Linked DNA regions of Homo sapiens: region 2 is linked to region 1. Evidence: chromatin contacts called from ENCODE Hi-C data. All regions are on one chromosome and are shown on one strand. Each heading gives the region's core, a stretch centred on a gene start or an enhancer-like site at or near the end of the contact. The rest is flanking DNA. Distances are from core to core; before and after follow the strand shown.

The links. Hi-C counts contacts between places; a loop is a spot of excess contacts on that map. Pooled maps may share reads with other maps.
Region 2: a pooled map shows a loop between it and region 1 (2.5-fold over the local background). The contact joins the enhancer-like site here to the promoter of NSA2 in region 1. A Hi-C loop is called at or near these places in 2 of 50 pooled maps.

The regions. Positions count from the first base shown.
Region 1 is chr5:74,765,895-74,768,585 of GRCh38, reverse strand. It overlaps NSA2 (NSA2 ribosome biogenesis factor), which reads right to left and starts at 1,337. Exons shown (of 6, transcript NM_014886.6): 1 at 1,223-1,337. The coding sequence starts at 1,225. It overlaps GFM2 (GTP dependent ribosome recycling factor mitochondrial 2), which reads left to right and starts at 1,469. Exons shown (of 21, transcript NM_032380.5): 1 at 1,469-1,648. RefSeq lists an enhancer at 1,317-1,756.
Region 2 is chr5:76,324,047-76,326,737 of GRCh38, reverse strand. It overlaps SV2C (synaptic vesicle glycoprotein 2C), which reads right to left. Exons shown (of 13, transcript NM_014979.4): 13 at 1-1,374. The coding sequence ends at 1,191. Among named protein-coding and RNA genes, the nearest start is that of SV2C-AS2, 14 kb to the right of the region's middle. RefSeq lists an enhancer at 807-1,306. Within about 2 kb of position 1,342, at least 5 of the 41 ENCODE cell types and tissues checked have a DNase peak (open chromatin) inside an H3K27ac peak, as active enhancers do.

The DNA.
Region 1 (2,691 bases), core at 88-2,587:
GCATAATTTACACACAGTAAAACCTGTCCTTTTTAGGTATACAGTTCTAAGTTTTTCCTAACTACACAGTTCTGTAACCACCACAATCAAAATACAAAGAATTTCCATTTCCCCCTAAAATTCCCTATGTAACTTTTAAGTCAATCCTCTTTCCCAACCCTCAGTTTGATACCTATCCCTACAGTTTTGCCTTTCCCAGAATGAAACAGGGATCAACAGTAGTACATAGCCTTTTGAATCTGGTTTCTTGCTTTTGGGATTCACCCAATTTGCTGCAGGTATAGGAACTTCAATCCTTTTTATTGTTGAGTAGTATGCTATTGTATGGATACACCACTGTTTACCCGCTGACCAGATGATAGGTATCAGGGTTGTTCCCAGTTTTGGGTGATTACGAATAAATCTGCAATAAACAACTGCATGCAAGTCTTCATGTGGACGTGTGTTTACTGCCAGACCGTTTTCCAAAAGTGCATTATTTTTCTTTTCACCAGCAATGTATGGGATGCTTTTTGCATTTTAGACACGTTTTAAACACGCGGCCAGGCGTGAGTCTATTCGTATTTTAAGGCTGCAAAAATAAAAATGATACAAAGCCAAGTCCAGCACAGAGAGCAATGTTAAGTAACAACCAACAAGGTGTGCTGCTACCAACTGCTATCACATAAACTTTGCAGCAATCACATGAAGGGTGTATGGAATGCCATTTTGCAAAGAAACGCAGATTATAGAGACGTAACACAAAGAGAAAGGACCTGGCAGTTAGATCTGGGCCGTTAAGCCCGGCTTCGCAATTCATTAGCTGTCTGGTCTTTGGCAAGGACGCCTTCAGTTTCCTCAGCAGTAAAATGAAGGGGGCGGGACTGACATCTAAGACTGTACAAGGGACAACCATATTCCCATTAGGCTCTGGGGCTGATAACCACGCTTGTGGTGAAATCAGGAATTTTTAGGACTCTTAGCGGTGGATCAAAAAGAAAAAAGAAAACAGGACAGAGTAAAATCTTGCTCCAAAGCTTGTGTTCTGGCAAATACCGTCTGTGTCTCGAATGTGAAGTTGTTTCCACTCCTCAGAGCCCACCCCACGGGTCTACCATCCTTTTCTCTTGGCAGTTCTCATTTCCGCCTACCACCGCTCACCCCCTACCCCAGCGCCCCAGAGTCCTCAGGTCCCACTAACTCAGACGCTGTGTGTCGCGAGCGTCCGAGGCATCCTCCTTACCATGGTGACGGCCGCAGAGCCGCCAGGAGCAGCCGCTGGAGTGCGAAAACGCTCTCAATTTTCGGGTCTCAAAGACCCACAAGCCCACACCACGCAGGCCGGGACAGGAAAGAGTCACCCTTTAAAACGGCCGAGTGAAGAGCAAGAACCACGCAGCGGTTCCGAGCCTCTGTTTTCCGCTTTTAGCTAGGAGGACGGAAGTTGCTGGCAGGCGGCATTTGGCCGGTACACCGCCGGAAGTGTGGAGGTGTGGCTGCCCGAGGCGGTAGAGCGGAGAAAGCCTATTTTCTTTTCGTTTAGATACATTGCCTTTTGCCTAGGCTGGCGTCGAGACTTGAGGCCGTTGCAGACTTTGGCGCGGCTCGCGCCTCCTGCTTCAAGAGCCCAGCGGTGAGAGCTGGCCTGCGGCACGCGGCCTAATGCCAGGTGAGTACTGCTCCGAGCTGTGAGACATCGCGCGCCTGTGACCCTGTCACAGCGCTGGGTACCGCTGACCTTTCAGGCTGCGACGGACACAGCCAGCCACGGAAGAGGACAACAGGGCCTCCGGACTCCCCTCGGTGTTCGCTCAGTATGGAAGTTTTTCTCTATCATTCGGCGAAGTCGACTCATCTTTGTTCCGGTCACTCTGTGTAATGTGTGCATGATTGTGAAGGATACTGAGGAATGAAAACTTAGTGTACAGAAAAATGGAACTACTGGGGCTTTGCAGCTGTTAGAAAAGAAGAAGATAACATTCTGGTTTTTTGGAGGTACAGGACTGATTCCAGAAATTTCTGAGGCATTTTGGTGCACCGAATCAAATGCTGAGTGGACTTGTATTTAGTGGCCCCCTAGTGTCAAGAAGTAATTAACTACCAGAAAGTACGTCTACTTAAATACACTATCAGGTTTACCCTTTTACTGCACAGTTGCAGAAGTTCCCTTAATTACTTCACAGCTTGCAGCGTGATTCAGTTGATGAACAAAAAGAACTGTACCAAAAGAATACTTTCATTAATTCTTAGTGCTTGTATTTGAGGCAGTATTTTGTTTTTGTTTTTGTTTTTATGGGTATTTTGAGACGGCATCTCGCCCAGTCGCCCAGGCTGGAGTGCAGGGGCACGAGCTCGGCTCACCGCAGCCTCGACCTCCCGGGATCAAGCGATCCTCCGACCTCAGCCTCAAAAGTAGCGAGCTACAGGCTCGCGCCACGAAGCCTGGCTGATTTTTGTAGTTTTTGTAGAGATGAGGTTTCACCGTGTTGCCCAGGCTGGTCTCGAACTCCCGGGTACGAGCGATCCACCCGCCTCGGCCTCCCAAAGTGTTGGGATTACAGGCTTGAGCCACAGCGCCCGGCTTTGAGGCAGTTTTTGTTTTGTTTTGAGACGGAGTTTCAATCTTGTCGCACAGGCTGGAGTGCAAATGCGCCATCTCGTCTCACTGCAACCTCTGCCTCCCGGGTTCAAGCGATTCTCCAGGTTCAGCCT
Region 2 (2,691 bases), core at 93-2,592, 1.6 Mb before region 1:
TGAGAGGGGCCCTCAGGAGTGCAGGCGGGCTGTGATTTTACAGGGAGCCAGGAGCGCATTGAGCAGTGGGCCAGCCCTGGGGAAGCTAGAGGGACAAACCCTCTTTGCTGATGCCAGCTGGGAAGCTGAATGTCAACTGCGGGCCAGGTGGGGTGGGGGTCCTGGCGGGCCAGTCCCACAGCAAAGAGGTACTGGAAAGAGGTACCATTTTGTATTTCCAAATGGCTCTGGGTGTGAATTTCTTCCTAATTTGCAATTTACAATTTAGCTATCCACTGGCAATCTCTAGACTAGAGACAGTGTGGGTAAGTGGCAGAATCAGGTAGGCAGACAGTTTTTAAGAAGCAGCTTTCTTTCCCTGAATCTGCTGTCTGGCAAGACCAAGGGCAGCTGAAGGAGTGGGAGTGGTAAATGGAGGCAGAAGCTCTCTCTCGGATCTCTGATTTTCAAACATTCTGAACCACATGCCACAGTCACAGATACTGTTACAGTTCTTTTTCCTCACACTTTTCAGAGGTTTAATTGGGCTTTCTGACAGAAATCTTGCTTATGCAGCACACTCAGATTTTTGCTGCTAATTGCAGAGCTTTTATTTTTCTTGTCAGCGGTCACCTTAATTGTCTTGCCCCAAAGAGCCCCACCCAGCCCTGTTTGGTGCCACATGGTTTTCTTTGAAAGGCTCTGCTATAACAGTGAGAATTACTGGGTGTCCTTTTCTAAGTAAACAGGAAATATCACTCTGTTAGAAAAAAAAAAAAAAAGAATCCCTCTTCTCAGCACAAATGCAATAATGTGCCGACTTATATTTCCTGTTAATGTTAAATTAGGAGCAGGATCTATTTCTTACACCAGCCCAGTCTTCTTAGCTTCTAAACTTTCAATGAGCAGAACCCCAGGGAAGCCTGGCTGCCTAGGGCATTTTAGAAATGCTTCCACTGATTTGCGGGAGGCAGTAGCATCACAGTTTGGAAAGATAACAATGCATTCAAACAAAACAAAACAAACAAACAACCTGTGCAAAATCACAAAGGGGCAAGATGATATGCTTCTAAATTTTAAGTCACAGCACGTGTTTATGTTCTGATACTTGATCACCTTTCTATATAGGAAAACTCTGAAGCCTTGAGTCAGGAAGGAGAATTGACCCAGGGCAGGAGGAAGAAACGCAGGAAGGATGGCTTTTTTTCCCATTACATCAGAACCTGGGTTCGTGTGTCAGGCAGGCACAGCCCAACGAGTCCTCCACACACGAGCACAGTAGAAGCCAGCAGGATGGGGATTGATTTGGTGATGCTGACCAGAGAGCCAAATATTAAGTTTCCCAGGACGGCTGCTGCCTTGCATAGCGCATTTAAGAAGCCAAAGCCTGTTGCCCTGCAAAGGAAAGAGACATGAACAAGGTTGAGAAAATGCCTCCCCATGATTCCAACTTTAGACCAAAAGATCCTAGATTTTCAATGATCTTCCCTCAGATTGTGTTGTATATCAGTGGAGCAAATCAATGCTTGTTAGCAAATCTGGGAGTAGAGAATCCTAGCTGTTGGTATTGTTCCTCCAGCCCTCTGTTGACTTTCTTACCATAGCTTCCATTGACTCTTACTCTGCCTGTAAGTCCCAATGTATTGTGAACAGAAAGAGAGAAAAAATTGTAGGGAGTACGAAACATCTCTAGTGGTTTAACGTTGTTGGAAGGAAGGGTCTTTTTCATTTTTATAGAGATTAGGTCTTGCTCGGTTGCCCAGGCTGGAGTGCAGTGGCATAGTAATAGTTCACTGCAGCCTCAAACTCCTGGGCTCAAGCAATCTTCCCACCTCAGCCTCCTGAGTAGCTAGGACTACAGGTGCACACCACCATACACAGCTAATTTTTATTTTTATTTTTGTAGAGATAGGGTCTTGCTATGTTGCCCAGGTGAGTACACTGGTACAATGATAACTCACTGCAGCCTCCACTTCGCAGGTTCAAGTGATCCTCCTACCTCAGCCTCCTGAGTTGCTACTTGGGACTACAAGTGTGTACTGCCATGCTCAGCTATTTTTTTTTTTTAAATATTTGTAGAGATGGGGGTGTCCTCCTGCGTTGCCCTGGCTGGTCTCAAACTCCTGGGCTTAAGCAATCCTCTTGTCTTGGCCTCCCAAAGTGCTGGGATTACAGGCATGAGCCACTATACCCTGCAGGAAGGGTCTCTTAAAACAAACTTTAATCCTCCTCTATCCAAACTCTTCTCTCAGGAACAAAACAGGCATAAAGCGCAGTTCATTAGAGAGAGGCAGGTCACCTCTGCTCAGTGTGGGAAAAGCTGGGTTACCTCCTCTTATCCCAGGCAAAGGGTGGAGAGGGTGATATAGAAAAATTGAGCAGTTTCTCATCTCTTTACAAGAGTGACTTGTTATTTTGTTTTGTAAATTCCCATAATTTCAGAAACATCTATGTTTAAATGGAAATTTAAATTTCATTCCAAAGTTAAAATGTATGGCAGGCTGAGCAGGGTGTCTTACACCTGTAATCCCAGCACTTTGGGAGGCTGAGGTTGGAGGATTTCTTGAACCTAGGAGTTTGAGACCAGCCTGGGCAACATAGCAAGACCCTGTCTCTATCAGATAAGTAAAGAGAAAAAAAACTGTTGTTAAGTGCAACAATATATTTACTTAGATTTGTTACTCCCTATTTTCTTTAATTAATTATGTTCAT